2 separate regions of the Homo sapiens genome follow, and region 1 is linked to region 2. The links are chromatin contacts, found by Hi-C or POLR2A ChIA-PET in ENCODE. All regions are on one chromosome and are shown on one strand. Each heading gives the region's core, a stretch centred on a gene start or an enhancer-like site at or near the end of the contact. The rest is flanking DNA. Distances are from core to core; before and after follow the strand shown.

Evidence for each region. Hi-C counts contacts between places; a loop is a spot of excess contacts on that map. ChIA-PET counts read pairs that join two places held with the same protein, here RNA polymerase II (POLR2A).
Region 1: a map of breast epithelium shows a loop between it and region 2 (20-fold over the local background). The contact joins two enhancer-like sites. A Hi-C loop is called at or near these places in 1 of 168 maps with a recorded cell type or tissue (breast epithelium). POLR2A ChIA-PET finds 5 or more read pairs at or near these places in 2 of 52 experiments (WTC11 and activated T-cell).

Annotation. Positions count from the first base shown.
Region 1 is chr6:37,703,753-37,711,068 of GRCh38, forward strand. No RefSeq gene overlaps it. Among named protein-coding and RNA genes, the nearest start is that of MDGA1, 9.5 kb to the left of the region's middle. RefSeq lists a silencer at 1,824-2,083. Within about 2 kb of position 1,684, at least 29 of the 41 ENCODE cell types and tissues checked have a DNase peak (open chromatin) inside an H3K27ac peak, as active enhancers do; they include breast epithelium, where a contact is called at or near this core.
Region 2 is chr6:37,078,298-37,085,658 of GRCh38, forward strand. No RefSeq gene overlaps it. Among named protein-coding and RNA genes, the nearest start is that of FGD2, 76 kb to the left of the region's middle. RefSeq lists an enhancer at 5,286-5,786. Within about 2 kb of position 5,359, at least 15 of the 41 ENCODE cell types and tissues checked have a DNase peak (open chromatin) inside an H3K27ac peak, as active enhancers do; they include breast epithelium, where a contact is called at or near this core.

The sequences.
Region 1 (7,316 bases), core at 434-2,933, 620 kb after region 2:
GTGCAGTCAGAGATCACTGCAGCCTCAAATCCCCAGGCTCAAGTGGTCCTCCCACCTCAGGCAACCAGGCTTGAAAAAAAAAAAAATTTAGCCTCCTGAGTAGCTGGGATTACAGGCACCCACCACCATGCCTGGCTAATATATATATGTATATATATTGCATTTTTAATAGAGACAGAGTTTCACCATGTTGGCCAAGCTGGTCTCGAACTCCTGACTTCAGGTGATCCCCCCGTCTTGGCCCCTAACCTTTCTTCAAGCCTGGTTGCCTGCAGCTTTCCAAATTTCAGCCAAACCCAAGGGAAGTAGTCTGTGTTTTACTTGGGTATTTTCTCCTAATGCAAATGTCTTTCTGGGCTCCTGGGAAAGAGGCCTGTTTGAAGGAAATACTGTTAAGCTGGCATGCAGCCGTTGGCACCCACAGGGAAGAGCACCCTCTCTCTGGAAGCCAGGCTCCACCCCAGCAAGAAGTCCCAGCCCCATCTGACTCCACTGACCTCCCCTAGGGAGGTATCTCTGACTAAGCAGACTACAGGGCACCTAGAGATCAGCTCCTCTCCAAAGGCCCCACCTGCTACTCTGGCCTCATGAATGACACCCCTCCACCCCAGGCTTAGAGTGGGCATTCGTTCTCTGTGCTTTGTTTCCATGTGTGCTGTGAGCTCAAGGGTAGAGTGAGTGTCCTGCTCATGTCTGGACTGCTCACAGTACCCAGTGCCAAGCTGAGCACACAGTAGTTATTTGATTTATGCTCATTAAAATGAACTGTGGCAGGGTGTGGTGGCTCACGCCTGAGTTCCCAACACTTTGGGAGGCCAAGGTGGAAGGACTGCTTGAGTTCAGGAGTTTGAGACCAGCTTGGGCAACACAGTAAAACCTTATCTCTAAAAAAAAAAAAAAAAAAAAAAAAAAAAGTCAGAAAATTAGCCAGGCATGGCGTCATGCGCCTGTGGTCCCAGCTACTTGGGAGGCTGAGATGGGAGGTTCCCTTGAGCCCAGGAGGTCAAGGCTGCAGTGAGCCATGATCACACCACTGCACTCAGCCTGGGTGACAGAGTGAGATCCTGTCTCAAAAAAATAAATAAAAATAAAATAAAATGAGCTGAGTTGGTTACACTGACTAACTCAAACAAAAGTAGGCTTTGGGCAAGACCTAAATTACCAGGATAACGGAGGCCCAAATTATCCAGACAATATGTAGATTACGGACAAATACAAATAATGAAGATCGAAGACATGTTTGAGTTATGTACAGGCTGAAGGAAAACTGATTCTCGGGGAAGGGAAGCAGGCAGGTGAGGCCCAGGGTTTCTGGGAAACCCCTGTGTAAACAGTGGCAGGGGGTTAGCAACCCCCACTGCTGCTTCCTTCTGAGATGCTGTCTGGGAGGAGAGGTCTGAATCAGGTGCGTTCCTAGAGGCATGGGGGCTCTGCCAGGCTGAGGGTGGCTCTGTCCTCAGGCATCTGCTCCCAGGCCTCAGCAGCCCCAGTGGAACGCATCAAGTTTCGCTGAGCTGGTCTTTCTAACTTTCTCCCCGGCAGCTCCGCGGGAAGCAGGATCAAATGTTCTCCAGCCTGAAAAGCCCGGCTGGGGTGTGAGGAGAAAGGAGAAGGGGAGGAGGGGCGGCCAATCTGCGGTATTGGAAGGGGAGGGGCCGGGGCCGGGCCCCAGGGACAGGCCTCGTGACTCTCCTTGCTCCCTTTCTGTTTAACCCTCCCAGCCAATTCTTTTTCCTTTAGCCATTAGCTCTTTTTGATCCACGTAAAAGGGGGTGGGGGGCGGGAAATCTGGCGTGGACTTGGAGGCGTTCAGCACACCCGCGACCGCTGCGTGGCATAAACTACAGGGGGCGCCATTCACATAGGATACGACAGACATGGCGCCCGCCCCCTCCGCCCCCCCAGTACAACGTGGGGGCCCTGCTGCCACGCCCTCGGGTCTGACCTGACCCCAGGACAAGCTGGCGGGTCATCCTACCCTGTACCTCACTTCCCTCGCTCCTTCTCTTCCCAACCCACCCCCAAGCCCCCGCCGCCAACTCCTGTCTTGGCCCCTCACCCTCCAGGTCGCTCTTGTTCTGGCCCCCACTCCTGCAGGCCACGCTGCGGATGGTTCAGAGAGAGACGGGGGCGGGGGAAGGAGCCATCGGGCCTTCTCCTGCGCATGCTCGCTGTGAGACGAGCGCTGTGAGCCCTGGGGACTCGCTGCCCTTTTGATTAACTCGTCTTATTACGTGGCTCTCCCGGCTCTCCTTGGGGACCCTCCATGCCCACCATCCCAGGGGGCCTTTGGGATCCATGCCTGGCACGGGCTTGGAAGGAATCCCCAGGCACCGGCCCACTCAGTCACTAAAGGATGATCCGGCCTGCCCATCTGTCCCCCTTTTCATCCTCTAACCCAAGGTTTATCTGAAGGAGCGTGCTACAATTCATAAGCATCAAATGCCCATAATAAAGGCCATTTGCTTTCATGACCACCTTTGTCATCTTCATTTTAGAGGGGCAACTGAGGAACAGAGAGGTTCAGTCACAGATAGCTAGTAAGTTGTGTTCAATCGAACTAGAGAATCTGGCTCCAGAGTCAGAGTCTATACTCTTCACCACTACTTGGTGCTGCGTCTCACGAAGAAGTGGGGCCAAAAACTGGCACACTAGAGCTGCGCTGGCCAAGGCATAGCTACTGGTAGATATTTATGTCAGTTTCTCAGTCACGCTGGCCACATTTCAAGTGCTCACAGTCACACTAGTGGTTACCGTGTTGGACAACAAAGATATACAACATTACCCTCATCACAGGAGTTTTATTGGACAGCAGTGCTCAGAAGTCCTTAATTTTTATCCCAGCACTACTGCTTACTAGCTGAGCGACCATGGCCGGTTACCTAACCTCTCTGTATCTCAGGTTCCATAAGAATGGTGCAAGGCCAGGCATGGTGCCTCATGCCTGTAATCCCAGCACCTTGGAAGCCTGAGGTGGGAGGATTGCTTGAGCCCAGGAGTTCAAGACCAGCCTGGGCAACATAAGGACACCTCATCTCTGTGAATCAAAAATTTAAGAAAACTAGCCAGGCATGGTGGCACGCACCTGTAGTGCCAGCTACGTGGGAGGCTGAGGCAGGAGAATCCCTTGAGCAGGTCAAGGCTGCAGTGAACCATGATCAAGTCACTGCATTCCAGCCTGGGCAACAGAGTGAGACCCTGTCTCAAAACAAGAAAGTGCCAACCTCATAGGGCTGTTAGAAGGATTAAATGAGAAAATGTATATGAAATGTGCTAGGCATAGTGCCTGGCATATAGTAAGCATACTAAACATTATTATTTTGTTAGGAATCATAAGCCAGTCCTTTATTTAACAAAGTGGGTAGCTAAAGACCAGAGAAACTAAGGAACTGCCTCAAAGCCACACAGCAAATTAAATGCCAGAAGCTGAGGCTCCTCATTCTTTTTTCTCCACCACATGACCTAATGATATCACTACAGCCAATAAATGACTTCCGAATTTGGCCCTCTCGAAAATGTTGTAAGGTGGTTAAATGAGGTTTCATCAACCTTACTGTACAGATTAAGAAACTGATGGGCCCGGTGCAGTGGCTCATGCCTGTAATCTCAGCACTTGGGAGGCTGCGGTGGGGAGGCAATTAGAAGTCAGCTGAGGGCAATGAAGTTAGGATGAGGGGACAGAGGCTGGGTACCAACCCATCCTACTAGAGCGGATATGACATGACCCGTTTATTGTGTCTTACCCACAAAATGGAGCTTCTGTCAGGGAGGATCTTTGTCATGTTCACTGCTATATCCCGCATAGCTTAAAGGGTGCCTGGTAATCAAGAAATGGTTGTTGACTGAGTAGATGCCCATTTTTCAGATAAAGATGGTAAGGCTCAGAGATGTGAAGGACTGTGCCCAAGATTGGATTTATTCATACGAGAGGAATTTACTGAGCATCTACTTTGGGTCCACATGTCGAGTCTCTCTGACTCCAATTCCTGGGCTTCCCTTCAATACCTCCCATCTCCAACCCGCATTCTACAAAGGGGAAGGTAGGGCTGCCCTGACTCCATCCTATTCCCCCGGCACGTAAGTGCTTCTCTGTCTTTGGTTGACCTGGCAAGGAGAGGCCTGAGAAGCCTTAAATTAAGGTTCAGGCATGAGTTGTGTAGCCAGGATCTATGCTGAAATTTTATTTTGTGTTTTCCCATTGCGCTTGGAATAACGACCTTCCATCTTCCATCCCAAGAAAAGAACTGAAGCCAGAGTCTGAGTCGGGTTTTTTGTTTGGTTGGTTTTTTTGGTGGTTGCAGGGGCGGGGTGGGTTGCCTCAAGTAGCTTTGGGGTTTGTCGTCAAAGCAGAGGGATGTCCCGACTCAGTTAGGTTTAGGAGGTGGAGGTCTCCTGATGGAGAGTAAAATGGAAGGAGAAGGGAGATGGGGCCTCCCCAAGCTGGAAGCGACAGAGATGAGGCCTTTGTCTGTGTTCCTCTGGCCTGCAGTGCCAGATGGGGTTGTTTGTGTGCTGAGGCCCTGAGGGTCTTCGGGGTCCTCCTGTGGTCATCGAGAGAGCTACTGTGAAGACCTCTCAGAGTGTGTCCAGGGCAGCAGGGCCTGCCTGAGGCCTGACCCAGGGTTCAGGAGCCACAGCAACAGGAGTCAACTACCATGGCAACCACAAGGCACAGGGCCTCTTTTCCTGGGTCCCAGATTCTTCTGTGACCCTAGAGAATCCCCCTGAACATAACTAAGGCTGATTTCTCAGCACTGTGGCAATTGGAGATTTGGAATCAGAATTTATGTGACTTCAAAAAAAAAAACACAGCATGACATTTATTGCATGCAGATGTTGCAGAGTAAATTCAAACCCACTCCAGTGCAGAGGGATCTAAGGGCCTCTGGATGAAGGGGTCTGAGCTGAGCAGCACACACAGGAGGCCTCCTGGAGGTCTGGCCAGGCAAGGCCAAACCCCAGGTGAGGCCTGACTGCCTGGCACAGCGAGGAAGCTGCAGGGGAAACACAAAAGGAACTTAATTTTAAAAAAACCATATTTGAAAATAACATTTATTTCTGATTGTAAAAATAATACATGCTGCTTGTAGAAAACTGGAGAGAAACAGAAACATATAACGACAGAAATGTAAATCACCTATAATCCCATCACCCACGGTAATCATTAAAATGGTATTATCTGTCCTTTCCATCTTTATTCTATATGCAGGTTTTTACATAATCGAGATGATATTTACATTATTTATACAGTTTATATTCTATCTATAGAGGACAACAGGTCCCTGAGCTCTGCATGATGAACAAATGAGCAAATGAAGAACACACATACAGATTCTCTCCCACACGCTCACATGTTCATTTGCACAGACCGTGGGGAATGAAACACGGGAAAGAACATTAAACAGTAATAAGTACCAACCTGCTACTAAACAGCATCATGACCCTGAGGACCCTCTCTGTGCCTCAGTTTCTTTTCTTTTTTCTTTTTCTTTGAGACAAGTTTGCTCTGTCACCCAGGCTGGAGTGCAGCAGCAAGATCCCAGCTCACTGCAGCCTCAAATTCCTGGACTCAAGTGATCCTCCCACCTCAGCCTTTCAAATAGCTGGGACCACAGGTGCATGCCACCACACCTGGCTACTTTTTAAAATTTTCTGTAGAGATGGGGTCTCCCTGTGTTGCCCAGGCTGGAGTTGATTTTGGGAGGACCCCTTGAGCCTGGGGGTTTGAGGCTGCAGTGAGCTGTGATTGCACTGCTGCATTCCAGCCTGGGCAACAGAGTGAGACCCTGTCTCAAAAAAAAAAAAAAAAATAGTGCCCACCTCATAGGGCTGTTAGAGGGATTAAATGGGAAAATGGGAGGATCACTATATGTCTCTGCCCAAGACCTTCTTTGCCTGCCCACATAGCAGCCAAAAGGGCCAGGGCCCCTGAGGTCCCCAGGAGCAGCCCTCAGAGAGTGACTCACAGGAGCCGCATAAATACCAGCTCCCTCACCCCTCAGGCAGGATGTCCCAGAGGGCATGCCCTACACTGTCCCCCAGAGTTCCCCAGTGAGACCGAGCTCCAGCTCCCCACAGTGGTAACTGGATAAATATTGCACCCCTTATGGGCTGCGTTCCCTCCCCTGTTTCACTTCCCCCATTCTCCTATGGGTGTTTCTTGGAGTCACCAAATACCACCTGCCCTGCAATCCTTGTCTTAGGGCCTGCTTCTGGGAAAATCTAACCCAAGACATCAGGTGATGATGGATGCCAGGAAAACAAAATGATACTAGGGCAAGGGGGTGGAGAATGAGGGATGATATCACTTTAGGCAGGGTAGACAGGGAAGGTCTCTCTGGGAAGCCAAGTGAAGTGAGTAGGGAGACAGATGAATAGCTGGAGGCAAGGGCGTTTTAGACAGAGGGAGCAGAAGGTACAAAGGCCCTGAGGTGGAAACCCCTGGAGGAGCGGGATGTTAATGACACCCACCCAGCCAGGCTGTGGAGGATTCCTGGAGAGAGTCTGTGCCAACTGTAAAGCCCTGGGCACTTGTAAGCTATTGGGGTGCTTTAAATCCCCTCTTGCGTGACAGCTCTCTTCAGAGACTCACTAAACCTCCTGCCCAGCCTTGGCTGCCATGCTCAGCACCTCCCTCTCTGTGCTCACCCAGCCTATTTGGCCTGGAGCAGGGCTTGGTTTTTCCAATAACTCATTAGTGTGGCTTTTGTCATGATTGAAGAAACAAAACCCCCAACAAGAAAACTGCATTCAGCAGCATTACAGGTTATTTATGAGAGAATGTGAAGCAGCCTTGGCATTGGGGGAAGCCTAGGGGAGGCAGGAGGACCTTCTGGGTGGTGGGCTGTGACATCTTGGATCTGCCTGGTGCCGGCCACCAATGCCTCTGCCCAACAGATATAACCCCCTCTCTCCTGCCCCCGCCACCCCGAAGCCAGCCATGAATCACCACTGCTCTAGCCACTTAATTGAATTTTACCTACCCACCCAATGCCTCATTCATTCATTTATATAATCATTTATTCATTCAAACATGCATTGAGGGCCTACTATGTGCTAGGCACTAGCTGATGTTAACATTTATGGTTCAGAGAGATGAATCAGCAGCTGTGTACTCTAAGTCGTACCAGCTCACAAGCTGGCAGCATCTCTTCTCAATTCCACGTTCAGGCTACAAAGCAAGACCTTTCCCCCAGACAGGTGGTTGTTGAACACTTACCAACACACCACTGTAGCAGGCCCTGGTGTCTCAGGCCACACAAACTCAAACCATAGTGGCTGACAGTCTAAAACAGAGAAGGACATTGATCCAATTT
Region 2 (7,361 bases), core at 4,109-6,608:
TCAGCTGTCCCTGGATCCTTTTCTTGACGGCTGGCTTTTTTTTTTCTTTTTTTACTAATTTTAAAAGTTATATAGAGCCGGGCGTGGTGGCACGTGCCTGTAATCCCAGCTACTTGGGAGGCTAGGGCAGGAAGATTGCTTGAGTCCAAGAGTTCCAGGCTGCAATGGTGCTATGACTGTGCCTGTGAATAGCCACTGAACTCCAGCATGGGCAACAGAGTGAGACCCCATCTCTTGAAAAAATAAAATAAAATGTTATATACAGTGATGAAAGGCAATTTAGAGATCCCAAATAACCTAAAAGACGAAAACAAAGAAGAAAATAAAAATCACCTATAATCCCATGGCCTCAACTACTATTAAAGTTCTGGCATGCATCCTGCTAGACGTTTTTCAAATACAAATATACATAAGTTTATTTGTTTAAATCATGCTGCAAAGACTCTCAAAATCTGCATTTTTCACTCAACTCTTTCCAGTTGTGTCTGCTACACAGGTATTTCCCAAATTGGCTCCACAGAACACTAGGACCATTTTGCTATTAATTGGGAGTCTTCCACGAACTGTTTGAGATGCATAGGCTTATGCCAACTTAAATGGGCTGCTTTGCTGAAGGACTTCTTGGAGTCTCTAATTTACTAATGTGTGTTCTGAATCATCAAGCAGAGACTGGCACTTCTTAAACACATTTCACCATGAAATCCCTTGAGGGATCCTCTTGGGGCTTGAGTCTATGGAACATCATGTAGGAAATGCATTATTCATCATGGCTGCAGAGAAGCCAATTGCATGCGTATGCCATGGTTTATTCCAGCATCCCTCAATGGATGAACATTATTATGGTTGTTTTCAACTTACTGCTATTATAAATAACCCTGTTATGATGAGCATTCTCATACTTCCATCTTTTTTTTTTTTTGAGACGGAGTCTCGCTCTGTCACGAGGTTGGAATGCGGTGACGCGCTCTTGGTGCACTGCAATCTTCACTTCTGGGGTTCAAGCCATTCTCCTGCCTCAGCTTCCCGAGTAGCTGGGACCGCAGGCGCCCACCACCACGCCCGGCTAATTTTTTATATTTTTAGTAGAGACAGGGTTTCACCATGTTGGCCAGGATGGTCTCAATCTCTTGACTTTGTGATCTGCCTGCCTTGGCCTCCGAAAGTGCTGGGATTACAGGCATGAGACACTGCGCCCGGCCACATACTTCCATCTTTGTTGTACAGAAACATTCCAAGGAATAGGACTGTTGCTCATGTTGAAGACCATTTTAAACTCTCAGGTTCTAGGCTACACATGGCTCTTGCCCCAGCTCCTTATTTAATCCTTGCATGCTAGGGAAGGGGTCTACCTCATTAGCACAAAAGGAGGCATTGAGGAGGATGGGAAGTGTGGTCTGTGAGTCTTTATCCATTTCTTGAGCACTTGTACTACACTGGGCTTGGGGATTGTAGTGAAAAATAACTTTTCTTGGCCTATCATAAACAACACTGTAATGAACAACTATTATTTTCCAAAGAACCATTGCAACCAGAGAGTGAAACCACATTTGGGGTGCAGAGAATCTGTTCCTGGGTCACCTATGAGGCCATACAGCCCTGTAGCGCCCCTAGGTGCCTAGCAGGGGGACGGAATCTGTACAATCCCTGAGGTGCTAAAGTGCAGAATGAAGCTTCCCTGTTTAAGTGGGAATACAGTAAGCACATCACAAGCATAGCTCAGACATGGGCAAGACTTACCACTTATGTCTTCCTCCATATTCTTCCCTTTGATCCTCACAACACCCTTGTGAAGCAGGGAGTATAGACTTAAGTTCATTCTACAGATAAGGAAACTAAGGCTCAGGGCAGGAGACTTGCCCAAGGTCGCACAACTAAGTAATGGGGAGAAACTAGACTCCAGTGACACCACTCCATGCCTCTAATCAACATTATCACCTGATGAACTGCACATTACTGTCAGCAAAGAATGCATTCCTTCCTTTACAAGGGGCTTTGTCAACATGGGATGTAGGACCCAGGTTTTTTATTTTTTATTTTTTTTAAGAGACAGGGTCGGCTGGGCGCAGTGGCTCACACCTGTAATCCAAGCACTTTGGGAGGCCGAGGCAAGTGAATCACCTGAGATCGGGAGTTCGAGGCCTGCCTGGCCAACATGGTGAAACCCCGTCTCTACTAAAAATACAAAACTTAGCTGGATGTGGTGTCCCGTGCCTGTAATCCTAGCTACTCAGGAGGCTGAGGCAGGAGAATTGCTTGAACCCAGGAGGAGGAGGTTGTGGTGGGCCAAGATTGAGCCTCTGCACTCCAGCCTGGGCGACAGAGCAAAAATCCGTCTGAAAACAACAACAACAACAACAAAAACAGGGTCTTGCTCTACCCATGCTGGAATGCAGAGGCATGATCATAGCTCACTGCAGCCTCAACCTCCTGGGCTCAAGCCATCCTCCCGCCTCAGCCTCCTGAGTAGGTGGAACTATAGGTGTGCTACCTCCACACCAGCTAATTTTTAAATTTTTGTGCTGGGCAAGGTGGCTTACGCCTATAATCCCAGCACTTTAGGAGGCAGAGGCGAGCAGATCACTTGAGGTCAGGAGTTCAAGACCAGCCTGACCAACATGGAGAAACCCCATCTCTACTAAAAATACAAAATTAGCCAAGCGTGATCTTGCATGCCTGTAATGCCAGCTACTCGGGAGGCTGAGGCAGGAGAATCACTTGAACCTGGGAGGCAGAGGTTGCAGTGAGCCAAGATCGTGCCATTGCATTCCAGCCTGGGCAACAAGAGGGAAACTCTGTCTCAAAAAAAAAAAAAGAAAGAAAGAAAGAAAAAATTTTTTGTAGAGATGGGGTCTCGCAATGTTGCCCAGGCTGGTCTCAAACTCCTGGCCTCACGTGATCCCCCGGACCCGGACACTTTGATTGGGAGTGGAGGAAAGAGCCCAAAAGGTCTGGAGCCTGTGGCCTGAACCTCAAGGCCACTCCTGGCTGTGTGTGTGTTTTCTTTGGTGGGGAGGTGGGGTGGAGAAGGGAGGGAGGAAATGAAAAGAGAGCTCTTCAGAGAGGAGCAATACAGTCATAAATAGGTATCACTGTCAGGGAGCAGCTCTTATTCATCTTTGCATCCCCAGCGCCTTGCACATAGTAGATGCTCCATGCAGGCTCCTAAACTGAAGACATAACCCCCAGCCCCTGGGATGATCTCTCCCGTGCTCAGTCCTGCATGGAGACCTGTGTGTATTCTCTTCTTGGCTCCCCTCACACTCATCCTAACTTCTCTTGCCCCATCTTTCTCCACACTCTCAATCTCCAATGTCTGCCCCTTCTCACTCCCCTCCCCTGCCAATCACTGAAACGTCAATTAATTGAGACTCATGTCCCTTAGAAACAAACTCAGGTCTATAACTGAGGGCTCTAGCTAAGCAATTCTTTGATCTCAAGGACTCTTTCTAGCTGGGGCTCTAGACCGTATTTAAGTATTAGGTTTCTTTTGAAAATCTAAGCAAAGGTAGAGATCCCAGGAAAATACCCACCCAGCAAAGATGTGCCTTCGGTGTCAGGAGTTCACGTCTGGACCTTCTGAGAGCTGTGGTTGGGAGAGGCTGTCCTGGTGGACAGTGCAGTCCATACCCCTGTGAGGCAGCGGGTTTCTGCAACCTTCCCTCTGCGTGGGAGACTACTCGGGATTTGTCTCCCACACAGCCAAAGGCTTGTCCAAAACTAACAGGTCCACCATCCCTTATTCTCAATTTCAAAATCCCTGAACTTCTGAAAACCATATGATAAAACAAGTTTTATCATAACACATTTGACTGCAGAACTTAACCTGACATGAACTTATTTGGCAACAAAATGGCCTCCAACTGACGCAAGGCTATTTACAGCCTTTATTTACACCATTTAGTGTGTGAATATTCATGGACTTTGCTTAAAAATATTTATGTGTTTACCAGGTGCTGCCCCAGATCCTGCGGTGGGTATTTCATAATATACAGTGTGCGCACCATGGCTTTTTTCTAAACGGTGAAAAAATCTGAATTCGGAAACCTATCTGGCCCCAAGGGTTTCAGGTAAAGGACTATGAATCTGTAGCTATAAAAATTTCTCCTAAAAAAGTTCACAGGCTGGCTGGGTGCGTTGGCTCACGCCTGTGATCCCTGCACTTTGAGGGGCCGAGGCAGAAGGATCGCTCGAGCCCAGGATTTCAAGATTGGCCTGGGTAACATAGTGAGACCCTGTCTCTACAAAAAAAAAAAAAAAGTTAACTGGGCGTGGTGGTGCGCACCTGTAGTCCCAGTTGCTCGGGAGGCTGAGGTGAGATCGCTTGAGCCTGGGAGGTTGAGGCTGAAGAGAGCTGTGATCATGCCACTGCACTCCAGCCTGGGTAACAAAGCGAGACCCTGTCTCAAAAAAAAGAAAGAAAGAAAGAAAGAAAATCATTCACAGGCTTATGAGCAAAAGAAGCCAGGGAACAAATGGGCACCCACCGTATGATTCCATTTATATGAAGTTCAAGAACAGGCAAAGCTGATTGTTGGTGGTAGATCAGAACAGCGATTACCTGTCGGGGGCGAGACTGATGGACAGGAGGGAGGTGAGGGAACATTTTAGGGTGCTGGAAATGTTCCGTATTCTGATCTGGGTGGAGATTGCATGGGTACATACATATGTAAAAATTTATCAAGCTGTACAGTAAAGATGAGTGTGCTTTGCTGTGAGTCTGTTATACCTCAAAATAAAAGTAAAAATAAAACTTACGGGAATACATTATCTCAAATTAAGCAATAAGAAGCTGCTCCCTTGGCACTCCAACCCACCCTGCGATATCTTCTAACTTCCCAACAAAGCTTAAATTAAAATGATCTTAATATAAGTTTGGCTTTTCTTTAATCCCCAGAAATGAGTTTAACACAAAGTCACTTTTAATGAATATTTTTTAAACTCTGACTTGCCCTCAAGAAGAATCCATCCCTGGAGCAGATCTTTGCTTTGAAAGTGCTGCAGGATAGCACCCAGGCCTGGTTCCCTTCACCCTCTCCACTCTCAGCACCGCCACCAGGAAGGATGTCTCCTGGCCCCACTGCCTCCAGGACGGCTGCTGAAAACATACCAGCCAGGCGGCATGCAGGGACCCAGGCCTGGCATCCTACCCGATGTGCTGCAAGTCAGAACTTGCACCCAACAATATCCTGTAATTGCATCTGATTAGCTGGAATTTGGAATCTGTACTTGAGAACAGCAGGGCACAGGAGACTCCTTGATTAAACAGGTCAGAGAACCATACGCTGCTAAGAGGAACGGGGGAGCCTCTTCCCGCAGCAGACTCATTGCTCAACATCTGATTGCACATGGCCTTGTCCTTTGACACTCACTCCCACAACAACCCTACCCCCACCTTCCTCCCATTTCCTATCTGGGTCCTGGAGCTCAGCCCACTGGGGCCTTGCTTCTCTCTGTGGCTCCACTCCTGACTGGGTTCAGCCCACACGCCAGCCTTCCCCCGCTCCAGCCACAGGGCTCTGGTCTGATGGCCTCAGGCTGTCCTCGCCTGCCTCAGATCCTTTGAGGAACAATTCAGGGTATAAACAAACCGACTTACTTGGACTTTTTCCTCATCTTTCTAGCACAGTGCTGTCCAACAGAACCTTCCATGCTGATGGAAAGATTCTATATCTGCTTTGTGCAATGTGGTGGCCACTATCAACATGTGGCTATTGGGCACTTGATGTATGGCTAAGTGTGAACGAGAACCATATTTTTTATTTTTATTTTTCATTTTTAATTATAGCTGGGCATGGTGGCTCACGGCTATAATCTCAGCACTTTAGGAGGCCGAGGAAGGCAGATCACCTGAGGTCAGGAGTTCAAGACCAGCCTGACCAACATGGCAAAACCTCGTCTCCACTAAGAAATACAAAAATTAGCCAGGTGTGGTGGTGTGCACCCGTAATCCCAGCTACTTAAGAGGCTGAGGCATGGAATTGCTTGAACTCAGGAGGAAGAGGTCACAGTGAGCTGAGATGGTGCCACTGCATTCCAGCCTGGGCGACAGAGTAAGACCCCTGTCTCAAAAAAATAAGATAAAATAATACAATGCAAATATTTGTGGCTATTGGCTACCACACCGAACAGTGCAGCTCTAGAGAGAGGAAAGGCATGGGACTTAACACTCCTTTAACCTAACCTAGTGGCCTGGTGTCTCAGGAAGGTGTTTTGTCTGCTCTTTGAAGATACCCAGCCCTCATCTCTCCAGCTCCCAGATCTGTCTTCTTGTAGAATAACTGAGCATTTTGTTAAGCTCCTAAAATGTGTCAGACATTTTGCAAATGGAACCCAGATGTACTGGACCACCTGGAGGCTCGTCCCAGCATTCAAAAAAGGCTGAGATTCCAACGCTGCTTAGAAAGCACCATAGTAAGTCTCTCCTAAGAGTCTCTTGGGGAAGCACAGAGAGGAAATTTTTTCACAAAACACAAGGGGCTTCTATCCCTGCCCAAGTCCCAGTCCTCAGCACAGCAGTTCAGCTTCTCTCCTCCCACACCCCAAACCTAGTTCTGTTGCTGTCTTCTTGCTCTGTCACTCAGGCTGGAGTGCAGTGGTGTGATCTCGGCTTACCACAACCTCTGCCTCCTGGGTTCAAGCAATTCTCTTGCCTCAGCCTCCCAAATAGCTGGGACTACCAGTGTGCACCACCGTGCCTGGCTCGTTTTTGTATTTTTAGTAGAGATGGGGTTTCACCATGTTGGCCAGGCTGGTCTTGAACTCCTGACCTCAACTGATCCGCCCAGACCAGGCTGGTCTTGAACTCCTGACCTCAACTGATCTGCCCGCCTCAGCCTCCCAAACTGCTGGGATTACAGGTGTGAGCCACCACGCCCTGCCTTCATCTTTTCTTATTCAAAGAAATTTGATCTACTCTGGATTTTGCTCTGCCTCACCTCTCTTGAAACAGCATACAAACACGCCAGCTGCCACCCTTCCTCCTTGGCAGGAGAAAGAAGACAGAAGTGGCAAATACTTAGTATGTAACTCTTTCTCCTTTTAACCCTGTTACACAAGGTCGTGATTATCCCCAGTTTACAGATGAGGAAACAGTGGCACTCACTAGTTTAGGGCACACTGCTAGGGAATGGAGAAATCACAACACAAGCCCAGAGCTGTCAGACTCCTGAACAATGTCCTATGCCATCTGTCCCCACTCTCTGATGATAAAACCCCTACCGATGGCTGATGACTAAACCAATCCGCATTAATTTAACCAGCTACCTTGGGCTGGGCGCGGTGGCTCACGCCTGTAATCCCAGCACTTTGGGAGGCCGAGGCGGGCAGATCACAAGGTCAGGAGTTCAAGACCAGCCTGGCCA